Regions from separate parts of the Homo sapiens genome. Here region 1 is linked to region 2. Evidence: read pairs that join two places in POLR2A ChIA-PET (ENCODE). Cell type or tissue: PC-9. All regions are shown on one strand. Each heading gives the region's core, and the rest is flanking DNA. Links, peaks and the distances in the headings are about the cores only.

Region 1 (6,562 bases), core at 629-5,628, 390 kb after region 2:
AATGTATATTTGTGCAATTATTTATTTAATCTTTGTATTTCCCTTTAGCAAATCGTATGAGGGTAGGGACTGTCTGCTTTGATCATCACAACCTCTTGAGCAGCCACATAATAACTAATAATGAACAAATAGGTATGATAAAGATTGAAATGAATGAATGAATTGGGAGAAGATACTCATAGGTAAACAAAAAATAGTAGTCCGATAGAGGGAAGCCTAACATATAGCCAATTTGTTGGAGATGTAAAACTCCTTACATTGTCCTATAGTGATTTTCAGCCATTAAGGATAACCCTAGCATACTGTTTTCTTTTGCAGTTTTGGTGTAGTGACTGTTTAAGAGCAGGTGAGGGCTTTGGAACTAGACTTCTTTGTTTCAAATTCATATAGCTATGCATACTGTCCCATACATACTTAAGTATATCCCTAACATACTTAAATGTATGCTTGTCAGTTTAGCTAGGCTAAAGTACAGCAAAGTGGCCCATTGTCCACCCACCCATTCATCCATCCATCCATCCATCCATCCATCCATCCATCCATCCATCATCCAGTTTACTTTGGTGGTTAGGAGTATAAACTGTGAAGACAGATACCCGGGGTTCAATCTCAGTTCTGCCAGTTAATATGGGACCTTGGGCAAGTTACTTGAAACTCAGTTTTTTGATCATAAAAAGGGATGCTAACATGGTTGTTGTAAGCATTAAATATAAAGCAATTAGAATCATTCCTGACACTTAGTTATTGATAAATATTATTTTGTATTATTATTACTAGAGGTTGAATAAAATAGATTTTGGTTTAATAGAACCAAAGACCAGATCTCCACTATTTAGCTGTGTGACTGCAGCCAGACTTTACATCTCTGGTTGGGGGAAGGGATTGTATTGAGCCAGTGATTCTTGATCTTTGTTGGGCATATCAACTATCTGAAGGCCCTTTTAAGATGCTGATGCTGATTCAGTAGGTCTGAGGTGGAGGATAAGATTCTGCACCTCTAACAAGCTCCCTGATGATGCTGATGTTGGTGGTTCATGGGCTACACTTTGAGTAGCCAGGAACTAGGCAACCTCTCAAGCTCTTTCTTGCTTCAATATTTCTGCTATTGATATCACCATCCTGCTAATCTCTGGGCTATATAAATAAACCTTGGAGTTTACTTTTTCTTTCTTCTTATTGCCTAAATCCAGGTTTTCTTCTTACTGATTTTGTTTGCTTCTTTAAAATGTCTCTTTAGTGTCTATTAAAACAGAATTATAATAGATCTAGAAAATTGCCATAACTGTTCAATTATGCCACCCTTAAAAGTTGTTACAAAGAACATTAATTACATGGCAAAACTTGTATAATTTAATATTGTACATATATAAACATATATCATGTATGATTAGGGGTAAGCTCAATTCCCCAGAATTCTATAAACAAGAATAAAAGGGAAAGAAGGCAATGCCCCAAATGGTCTGAGTTTGGGTGGAAGAAGTGTGATTCTCTCTAGGTACATATATTTTTCTTTCTCTTTCTATATTTTCTTTAATGAGGATGTATCACTTAGAAAATGAAAGCGTTGTTTTCAAAGAATTACCAGAACTGAAATCCTTCCAATTCACAGGTATTTCTGGATCCTTAGGGACGGTTGCTCTCCATTCTTTCATAAGTATCTTTATAGGCTCTTCTCTTCATTTTTAATCTTCAGGTCTCACTGACAGAAAAGGCCCCACTCTCCAAAAAGATTTTTCTTTTCATCTCCTTTGTGAATAGAAACTCATATTTTCCCCCAGGTCTTTCCTGACCAAAGAGTTTAATCTCTTCCTCAAACCATCAACATGGTGACAGAACACTGGTCCCTACAAGGTGTGGTTTTACTTCTAATGGCTACCAAGGGCCAGAGACCAGAGTGCTGACACCATCCCATGTTTTCCAGAGTTTTGCCTGGACTTCTTGGGGGTCTGCCTCAAGTAAAAGGGCAAGGGGTGCAGGGGGTTGTGGAAGGATGAAGTCAGATGTTGCACAGCTGCAGCTCATGCCAGAGGAACTTGGGACGTGGCCCCACAGCTGTGAAGCAAGCCAAGCAGCCTGCCACGTCCACAGCCGCTGAGTCTCCAAGGGGGAAAAAGCCATAGAGCCAGATGTTACTTCTAGAAAAAAAAACTGCTGTGTGGAACTTGGCCTCTGAATGGTGCATCTGTCCAACTTACCTTCAGCTTGGTCAGAGACAGCAAAAACTCTGCTAGGAAGGCCTGGAAAAAAACAAAGAAGGAACATAACTTGACTATGAAAAGAAAGTTGTGGAATACAAATGTTTTTGCCAAAGCATTTATTCTGGAGTTTCTCAGTTTTCTTAGCTTGAATTGATATTTAAATGCCCTTTCTAGGAGGGAAAAAAGTCTGTTGATTAGATACTGATGCAGGTTCCGCTTGATTCTCCTTTTTTATCACATAGGGTTTGAGTAGGAAGCTTGGTTATACATTAGAGGGGAGAAAGAAAACCCTTCCATTGCCCTCAATTCTAGGCCTTTCCAGTACAATCTTCTCTCTGTGAAGTCACTGTGCCTTCCAAGTCTGCTGGGTATTGTTTGACAGGTTGTTTACTGCCCAAGGGTACCTGCATTACTCAGTGTTCTCCAGAGATACAATCAGTAGGATAAACGGAAGGAGATTTATTAGGAGGAATTGGCTCACGGAGTCACAGAGACGAAGTCCCACAATAGGCCAAGTGCAGGCTGGAGAATCTTAGAAGCGATAGCATGGCTCCAAGCTGGTAGTGTGGCTCAGTTTCTGTCCAAAGCCTTAGAACCAGGGAAGCTGACAGTGCAGGCCTCAGGCCCAAGAGCCCCCTTGGGAGGCTGCTGGGGCAAGTCCCAGAGTCTGCAAGCTGAAGAACCTGGAGTCTGATGTCCAAAGGAAGGAGGAGAAAAAGGTCCTGCTCTGTAGGGGAGAGAGACAGTAGGGAAGGTAAATCCTCCTTTTCCTGCCAGTTTTGTCCCAAATGGGCCTGTAGCTTACTGGATGGTGCTGGCCGCGTTGAGGGCAGGTCTTCCTCTGTCAGCCCACTGACTCACATGGCAATCTCTTCCTGAAACACCCTTACAGACACACCCAGAAACAATGCTTCACCAGCCATCTAGGTGACTCAATCCAGTCAAGCTGACACCTAACATTACCATCGCAGTGCCTGACTGAGGAAGAAGGAGGAGGCCAGAATCTAGTCTGCTTCCCACACATCAGGCTGTGCCTGTGCAGGCCTAGGTCCAACTGGGAGAGGCATCTTACCAAATAACACAAAAATGTGGTGCACTTGCCAAGCACTGTGTCCACAGGTTTACCACAGTCTGCTTGGGATGCCTTTTCCTAGTTAGCATAAAGTGTTACATGGACCCTCCCTAACCCCATCTCGTACCTCCAACCTGGAGTCACTGCTCTTTCAGCTGCTGGGCCAGTTGTCTCCACATCTTAAGGATGGATCTACCCTGACTACAATCCAGTGAGTTTGCAGGACTCTGTCTAGGGGCCAGAGCACCAAGTCTAGCCTTGAACTTGTATCTCCATTATGATGAGGGAGGTTTTACCCTGGGATGTAGGCCTTGCACTTATACTCAGGAGATAGATTCTTGTCTTATTTCCTGAGTCAAATTAACATCTCTGCTACCTGCCTGGTATCTTGGTCCCTTTAGAGTCAGGGACCTGTGCTAGTCTGGCCCTCGGCATGCCAGAGATTCACGCAGTGCTCCTTCCCCCCAGCCTGGCTGCTGAGCCCTGTCTCCCCAGTGGTTCTTTTCTCTACGCATCTCTGAATGTGACTGCTTTAGGGTGAATCTCCTCCTTCTTGTTCCACCCACCTGCCAATTTGTGTTATGCTCCTGATGTTGACAGCTTGCCTGGACCACTTCCTTTCTCTATAGCCTTGAACCCTGCAGACACTGGATTCTGCCTCTTGGGCTGAACTTCTTCTTGAGGCCTCTCCATTGGGTGGCTCTGTCTTTCCTAGGCTTCCTCATCTTGATGCAAGGAAGAAGGTACACACTTGGCCATGCATGGTCTGAGATGTAACAATTAGTTTTAGGAAGTGCCTACTTCTGTGAGCAAATAATCAATTACCTGTCATAGCAGCCACTCTTTCCTGAAACTGCCTTCCAACCAGGTGTGCAGTTTCTGAAATTCTACCAATGGCTTTACTTCCTCCAGGTGTCTTCTGGAGGAGTAAGGAACCGTGACCAGACAGACACAAATACATATGGCCATTAGTAATATCATTACCAAGCTAACTACAGGAATCCAGGGCAGTATGCAGGCATAAGAGGTCCAGGAAGAGCAGAACAGAAGACAGTTGTGTGGAGAGCAAGTGAAGAGAGGCACTGAAGACAAACTCTCCCATCCTTCTGACTTTACCTGGTCCCAGTCCTGGGTGAGCAACTCACATAACCTTAGGCTTTGAGATGGTTTGGCCTATCATGGGCCCTGAGAGAATATTGGACAAAAATGTTGTTCTTTAGAGTTTATGGAGAAAGAAACAGAAACAGGATTTGGTTATTATTTTGAAGTGGGCAGAAAAACTGAGGAGCAACCTAACTGCACCATTCAATAGATTATAATGCAAACAAGGACCAGAAATGGCTACTGTCAGAAGTGAGTGAGAAACAAAGCCTGGGGAAAGGATGTAGGATCACAGGTAAGTCAAACAGCAGTTAGTCCTCATGCCACTGACATTCAGCTTTCAGTATAATGTAGACCCTCCCACAAATACCTCTCTAGGACAAGCTGTAGCATTTCATGTCCTCTATGTTATTAAGTTATGGGCAGTACCAGCTGAGGGGAAGAACTTAATATGTGATTGACAGGTCCTTAAGTGGGAGGTGAAGACCTCCTGATGATTTTCTTGAAGCATTAGGATTGCTTCGTAAAAATTTTAACCCACCTTGGGAGGTGATCCAGCATGGCTGGAATGTGGCTTTGGTGTCAGCCACTAGTGGGTTCTTTCTAGTCCTGGCTTAACTGCTTACTAATTGTATGTGCTTGAGCACTTAACCTAAGCCCCAGTTTCCTCATCTGTGAATTGGGTGTGATAATAGTTCCTAGGTCATAGGGTATTGTGAAGATTGCATAGAATCATGTATTATTTCATGGTATGGTATTACAAAGCTCCAAATAGAATGTCTAGCAGAGCAAAAGTATTTGTGAGTGGTGCCTCTGTTTTTATTAGATGAATTGCCTATTTTCCCACAAATGACCTGGTCGTACTTCTCTTAGCAGAGCTTCTCCAAAAAAGTCAGATCCCTTTCATTTCTAAGTCTTCTGGTATATGAAAAAGTGAAATACCAAAGCATCTATATAGTTTACGTAATTGCATTGAACAAATCAATGATGTTAACATAAGCGCTCACATGCGATGCATCATGTAACACAATTGTGTTATTCATAAGATCCTGGTGCCCTACAGGGTGGTCATCCAGGGTTGAAAGTTCCAGGGTTGAAAGTTGGGAGGGACCCAAGTTTCAAGTTATGTGGAGAATGTCCTTCAGTCCCATTTTTGTCTTTCTGTAACTAAATGTTTAATATCATTTGGAGTTTAAGGTGAAAAGTCTATGTTTGAAGCTTGAGCTAATGGCTCTGCTAGCCCCTCATGTAGGAAGACCAGACTGTCTGAGAAATCCAAGCTGTACAGACCACTAATCTGTTTATTTCTGGTGGTAGAAATCATAGAGCTTCTGCTGTTCTCCATCAGTGTAACAAGGACACTCAGTTGAGGCTGAACTCCTCTGTACATCAGGAAGATCTTAACTTGGGATCAGCACTGGATCAGGAATGAGGAGCACTGTTTCATGGGTGAAATTCATCACCCATCATTATGAGATATGGAGGAAGGTGCTTCTCAGTGCCAGGCTTTCATGTCCTGGCATTCAATGAGGGGACCGGGGTTAGATCCTGCCTGAGGTCTCCACTCTAAATTTTTGTGATTCTATATATGCATGGAGTTTGCACATGTGCATGGGGCATGGTTTCTTGAAGGTTGAAGTAATCTAGCTGAGTAAAAGGTTTGATCTCAAAATGTTTGTATCAACTAAGTTAATCATAGCAATTTCTCCATAAAATAATTAAAGTTAATGGTTACCTTTAGAACTACTGGCATCTTTACGAGATCCAAAACATCAGGGAAAGCAGCAGCTGGAGATGAAAGGAGAGTAAGGAATCAATTCTGAAAAGACCAATGGTTAGAAAGGAACGAGTCTGGGGTAAAAACCAATAAGGTCTTCAGATGCAGCCTTGAGACCTCATCAGATATTTTCCGTGTAGTCCTTACTTCATTCAATTCCACTGAGTTTCCTTTTTAGCTTTTATTATTCACCTCTCTGTGCATTCATTATTCCACTTTTTTCTTTTAATTTTTATAATGCAAGGTTTAAAAAGACAGATGCTGGAATATTCTTGGGCAAGAAGATAATGAAGTCTGTGAAACAATTATGTCTGTTCTTATTTTTCCTCTCTGCCGGCACTGATCAATTGGAAAGTAGGAAAATATTTTTCAGCAAATAACTCACATATTTAGACATGCCTAACTGTTTAAATA
Region 2 (6,562 bases), core at 935-5,934:
TTTTGTTTTGTTTTTGTTTTTGTTTTTGAGATGGAGTTTCACTCTTGCTTGTCACCCAGGTTGGAGTACAATAGTGCAATCTCGGCTCACTGCAACCTCTGCCTCCCGGGTTCAAGTGATTCACCTGCCTCAGCCTGCTGAGTAGCTGGGATTACAGGCACCCACCACCACGCCTGGCTAATTTTTGTGTTTTTGGTAGAGATGGGGTTTCACCATGTTGGCCAGGCTGGTCTCGAACTCCTGACCTCAGGTGATCAGCCTGCCTCGGCCTCCCAAAATGCTGGGATTACAGGTGTGAGCCACCATGCCCGGCAGTGATTGTTTGCTTTGCAACAGATGCAGCAGCAAAGAGAAGCAAAAGGACCACACTGCTGCAAAAAACAAGCAATCCTAATCTAAAAGGAACAATTAATTAAGCATCTATTAATGAATACATTTGCATGGCCAGATTAATGTCAAGGTTCAGCACTCTAACTCGGTCCTTATCAGTCATGGCCAAGTAATGAGGCTCCTGTTAGAAAAAAAAACATCCATATTGACAAGATGGGACACTTACTTCTTATTAATTCAATTATTTGGCTTTGGTCAATGCTAATGATGGTAATGGTTGATGGCTACATACACTAGGGAACCGTCAGAAATGGAAATAAAAATCTACAGCATGTCATACATGTAACTGCAGAAGAGTGAGTAAAGAGCAATGGAAACTGAGAGAAAATAGCACTTCCAGGTGCCTACAGGTGGCATTCAGATCCAGAATAGCCATCCAGGCTTACAGAAAACTCAATCCAACTTTAAAAGGAATTACCAGGCAGAGTGTTGCAGCTCTATCCAGCCACTTATACACTGTGTATAAGTGTATACACAGTTTTATAAATTCATTCATTCAACATTATTTATTGAAGACTCTTATACACTTATACACTGAATATAAATTAGTCTAGCCACTGTGGAGAGCAGTTTGAAGATTTCTGAAAGAGCTAAGTTATGAGCCAGGCACGGTGGCTCATGCCTGTAATCCCAGCACTTTGGGAGGCTGAGGCGGGTGGATCACGAGATCAGGAGATAGAGGCCAGCCTGGCCAATATGGTGAAACCACGTCTCTACTAAAAATACAAAAATTAGCCAGGTGTGATGGTGCACGCCTGTAGTCCCAGCTACTCGGGAGGCTGAGGCAGGAGAATCACTTGAATCCGGGAAGTGGAGGTTGCAGTGAGCTGAGATTATGCCACTGCACTCCAGCCTGGCAACAGAGGGAGACTCCGTCTAAAAAAAAAAAAAAAAAGAACTAAGTGATGAACTACCATTCAACCCAGCAATACCACTTCTGGTTATATACCCAGAGGAAAATAAATTTTTCTACCAAAAGGACTCATATGTTCATGACAGCTCTGTTCACAATAGCAAAAACATGGAATCAACCCAGGTGTCCATCAGTGGTGCACTGGATAAAGAAAATGTGGTACATGTACATCATGGAATACTATGCAGCCATAGAAAAAGAATGAAATCATGTCCTTTACAGCAACATGGATAGAACTAAAGGCCATTATCCTAAGCCAATTAAGACAGAAACAGAGGCCAGGCGTGATGGCTCACGCCTGTAATCCCAGCACTTTGGGAGGCTGAAGTGGATGGATCACTTGAGGTCAGGAGTTTGAGGCCAGCCTGACCAACATTGCGAAACCCCATCTCTACTAAAAATACAAAAATTAGCCAGGCATGGTGGCGGACACCTATAGTCCCAGCTACTCGGCAGGCTGAGGCAGGAGAATCTCTTGAACCTGGGAGGCAGAGGTTGCAGTGAGCCGAGACTGTGCCACTGCACTCCAGCCCGGCCAACAAGAGTGAAACTCCGTCTCAAAAAAAAAAAAGAAAGAAAGAAACAGAAAACCAAATATTGCCTGTTCTCTTATAAGTGGGAGCTAAACACTGAGTCCGCATGAACACAAGATGGGAACAGTAGGCACTGGGGACTACTAGAGAAGGGAGAGAAGGAGTGGGGCAAGTGCTGAAAAACTACCTGTTGGCTATGATGCTCACTGCCTGGATGATGGGTTCAGTCATACCCCAAACCTCAGTACCATGCAAAATACCTTTGTAACAACCTGCAGATGTACCCCCAATTCTAAAATATAAGTTGAAAAAGAAATAAATTGTTTACCACAATATAAAGATTGAAATTGCTCTAAAAATTTTACTTTTCTTTTTTCTTTTTATTTTTTTGAGATGGAGTCTTGCTCTGTTTCCCAGTCTGGAATACAGAGGCATGATCTTTGCTCACTGCAACCTCCACCTCCTGGGTTCAAGTGATTCTCATGCCTCAGCCTCCCAAGTAGCTGGAATTACAGGCATGCACCACCACACCCAGCTAATTTTAGTAGAGACAGGGTTTTGCCTTGTTGGCCAGGCTGGTCTCGAACTCCCAACCGCAGGTGATCCACCCACCTTAGCCTCACAAAGTCCTAGGATTACAGGCAGGAGCCACTGCACCTGGCCCCAAAATTTTACTTTTAAATATTTCCTGCACAATATATGATGCAATGGCCGGGTGTGGTGGCTCATGCCTGTAATCCCAGCACTTTGGGAGGCTGAGGCAGGTGGATCACCTGAGGTCAGGAGTTCGAGACCAGCCTGACCAACATGGAGAAACCCTGTCTCTACTAAAAATATAAAATTAGCTGGGCATGGTGACACATGCCTATAATCCCAGCTACTCGGGAGGCTGAGGCAGGAGAATCGCTCGAAACTGGGAGGCAGAGTTTGTGGTGAGCTGAGATTGTGCCACTCCAGCCTGGGCAACAGGAGTGAAACTCCATCTCAAAAAAAAAAAATACATACATACATATACATATACATATATATATATATATATATATATATATATATATATATATATATATACATATACATATATATGATGCAATGTAAAAAAAAGGAACATATATTCACATACAAAAAATAAAGACAGACGACAGGAAACTGACAAACCTGCTGTTAACTAAAAACAAGTAGCTAAAAACTAACCAGGAAGTTTTTACAATACAGTCTTACAAGTGTTCCGAATATCAGCAAAAAGAATAAGCCTTTAGAAGGAAGAGCTCCTGAATGTACATAACTGCAGGATGAGTCAATGGTGGGGCCTTGAACTGGCACTAGGGAAAATTTTTTCCAGGAACAGTATAATTAACAGCTTCAGTCATTACCAAGTGGTATGGAGTCTAGGGAACAGGCTCAGGGAAACATTGTCCTCAGAATTAAAACAGTGATAAATCAAGACATAATCGACGAGATGCACCATCTGTAGAGGTAACTCACCCTAAGAAATGTTCTGTGAATGTGTTTGCAGGGAAACTTCGTAAGACCTGAGTGCAATGCTCATGACTAAAATTAATCACGTATTTTATGCCTCTGCGCCTTCACACATGTTATTCCTTCTGCCCATTATATCTTCTGTTACCCTTTTCTCCCCTTTCCCCAGTCCATTGGGTAAAGTATTATTCTTTCAGAATGTAGTCCAGGCATCATCATAACCTGTGCCTGAGAACAGAATGAATTATTTCCTCATCTCTCCTACTTCTCTTCTCCGTATGTCATATTATTATTTGAGGATCTGTCTCACCTAGCACATTGCAGGCTCTTTGAGGGCAGAACCCAAACCTCTTCTCCCCAGCATCTACCTCAGTGCCCAACCAAATAGGTATTTATTCAATGGATCAATTGAGTGGACCAGGAGAGGAGAGGAAGGTTATTCTTATCCTAAAAAGTACATCAGTGCTGGGTGTGGTGACTCACTCCTGTAATCCCAGCACTTTGGGAGGCCAAGGCAGGTGGATCACCTGAGGTCAGGAGTTTGAGACCAGCTTGCCCAACATGGCGAAACCCCGTCTCTACTAAAAATATAAAAAATTAGCTGGGCATGGTGGCAGGCACCTGTAATTCCAGCTACTCAGGAGGCTGAGGCAGGAGAATCCCTTGAACCCAGGAGGTGGAAGTTGCAGTGAGCCAAGATCGCACCACTGCACTCCAGCCTGGGTGAGAAGAGCGAAATTCCGCCTCAAAGAATATACATCAATGCCGGGCCTAGTGGCTCACACCTGTAATCCCAGCGCTTTGGGAGGCCAAGGTGGGTGGATCGCTTGAGCCCAGGAATTCCAGACCAGCCTGGGCAACATGTCGAAATCCTGTCTCTACTAAAACAAAAAAAAATTAGCAGGGTGTGGTGGTGCATGCCTGTAGTCCGAGCTGCATGTCAGGCTGAGGCAGGAGAATCGCTTGAACCTGGGAGACAGAGGTTGCAGCGAGATCAGATCATGCCACTGCACTCCAGCCTGGGCAACAGAACAAGACCATGTCTCAAAAAAAGAAAAAAAAGTAAATCAGAATCTTTGGATAGGTAGTGGTGGCTTGCAGGATTGGCATATTCAATATTGCAATAGATTTGGTGGGCAGTTTCAGAATCTGCATGAGCCATGAGATTTTTTATGTTTATTCAAAGAGATCTCAGGCCGGGCACGGTGGCTCACGCCTGTAATCCCAGCACTTTGGAAGGCTGAGGCGGGTGGATCACCTGAAGTCAGGAGTCAGGAGTTCAAGACCAGCCTGGCCAACATGGTGAACTCCCATCTCTACTAAAAATACAAAAAATTAGCTGGGCGTGGTGGTGGGCGCCTGTAATCCCAGCTACTTGGGAGGCTGAGGCAGGAGAATCACTTGAACTACTTGGGAGGTGGAGGTTGAGCCGAGATCGTGCCATTGCACTCCAGCCTGGGCAACAGAAGTGAAACTCTGTCTCAAAGAAAACAAAAATTCCAATTATTTTTTAAGTGAGAGACTGTTTTAGTAGGGAGACAAATTTATAAACGGAAATGTGCAGCTTGCTATAAAACTATGCAAAAGATTAAGAACTGGTATGAAGCCAAAGAAGAATTAAATCCCCAGGTGGAGATCAGAAGTTCCACAGAGGAGGAAATGGATTGATCTCAGTCTTGAAAGATAAATAGAAGTTTGTTGAGTGTGACGGCTAATTTAGGTGTCAGCTTGACTGGATTAAGGGGATACCCACATAGCGGGTAAAGCATTATTTCTGGGTATGTCTCCAAGGATGTTTCTGGAAGAGATTGGCATTTGAATGAGTGGACGGAGTAAGGAAGATCTGCCCTCACCCAATGTGTGCAGGCGCCATCCAATCAACTGAGGACCCAGATCGAACAAAAAGGCAGAGGAAAGAACTCCCCCTCTTCCCCTTCAACGGAAACACCCATCTTTTCTTGCCTTGCACATCAGAACCCCATGTTGTCCAGTCTTTGGACTGTAGAACTTGCACCAGCAGACCCCTATGTTCTCAGGTCTTTGGCCTTGGACTGAGAGTTACACCATTGACTCCCCTGGTTCTCAAGTCTCTGGACTTGGACTGAGCCACCCTACCTGCTTCCCTGGTCCTCCGCCTTTCGACAGCATGTCGTGAGGCCTCAGCTTCCATAACTGCATGAGCCAATTCTCCTAATAAATCCCCTCTCATCTATCTGTCTGTCTGTCTACCTATCTATTTTCCCATCCATCCATCCTATTAGTTCTGTTTCTCTAGGCAACCTAGACCAATACTTCAAGCAAACTGTCAGGCAGAGGGAACAGCTTTTACAAAGCAAGCAGTTTCCACTGCTTGGAGCAGAGACCTAAAATAACAGTGAGGCTGGGCACAGTGGCTCACACCTGTAATCCCAGGACTCGGGAGGCCAAGTCAAGCGGATTACTCGAGGTCAGGAGTTTGAGACCAGCCTGGCCAACATAGTGAAACCCTGTCTCTTCTAACAATACAAAAATTAGCCAGGCATGATAGTGCACACCTACTGAAGTCCCAGCTACCTGGGAGGCTGAGGCAGGAGAATCACTTGAACCCAGGAGGCGGAAGTTGGGCTGCAGTGAGGTGAGATCGTGCCACTGAACTCCAGCCTGGGCAACAAAGCCAGACTCTGTCTTAAAAAAATTATAAATAAAATAAAATAACAGTGGTTTAAACAACCAAGCAATTTATTTCTGTCTCTACAAAGACCTCAGGATCCTAGACTTCTTTATCCAACTATTCCAAAAGCAAGGTGTGGCCTTCATCCTTTATGGTCCAGGACATTGGCTAGTGCTCCAGCCATCACATCCACACTCCAGATAGCACAGAAGAAATCCAAAGGAACTTTACAACTATCATATTATGCAGTTTCTTAGTCCACATCCATCCCATTAGCCCAACACAGTCTCCTAACCACAATTAGCAGCAAAATTCTCTGGGAAATATAGTATTTATTCTGGGTATCACGTCTCCACCGAAAAATTTGGCATTCTATACCTGTGAAAGGGAAGAACAGATAATGGGAGACAATTAGCTATTTTTGTCACATATTCTTATCTCCATTTTTTTTTTTTTTTGAGATGGAGTCTCACTCTGTTGCCCAGGCTGGAGTGCAGTGGCACGATCTTGGCTCACTGCAACCTTAGCCTCCCATGTTCAAGCGATTCTCCTGCCTCAGCTTCCTGAGTAGCTGGGACTACAGGCGCGTGCTACCATGCC

The links. Peaks named below come from ENCODE experiments on the same cell type or tissue, not always from the same donor. Only the 100,000 strongest peaks of a DNase experiment are listed, where the experiment ranks them.
Region 1: POLR2A ChIA-PET joins it to region 2 with 8 read pairs; 2 of 35 experiments call an interaction of 5 or more read pairs at or near these places.

What each region holds. Positions count from the first base shown.
Region 1 is chr14:63,175,729-63,182,290 of GRCh38, reverse strand. It overlaps LOC105370531 (LINE-1 retrotransposable element ORF1 protein-like), which reads left to right and starts at 4,582. Exons shown (of 4, transcript XR_943934.4): 1 at 4,582-4,666. LOC105370530 (a long non-coding RNA gene) reads right to left here and starts at 3,921. Exons shown (of 2, transcript XR_943933.3): 1 at 3,837-3,921; 2 at 2,300-2,925. In PC-9, for the core only: no CTCF peak of the experiment used is centred there; no DNase peak of the experiment used is centred there.
Region 2 is chr14:63,570,336-63,576,897 of GRCh38, reverse strand. No RefSeq gene overlaps it. Among named protein-coding and RNA genes, the nearest start is that of PPP2R5E, 30 kb to the right of the region's middle. In PC-9, for the core only: no CTCF peak of the experiment used is centred there; a DNase peak (open chromatin) is centred at 3,117.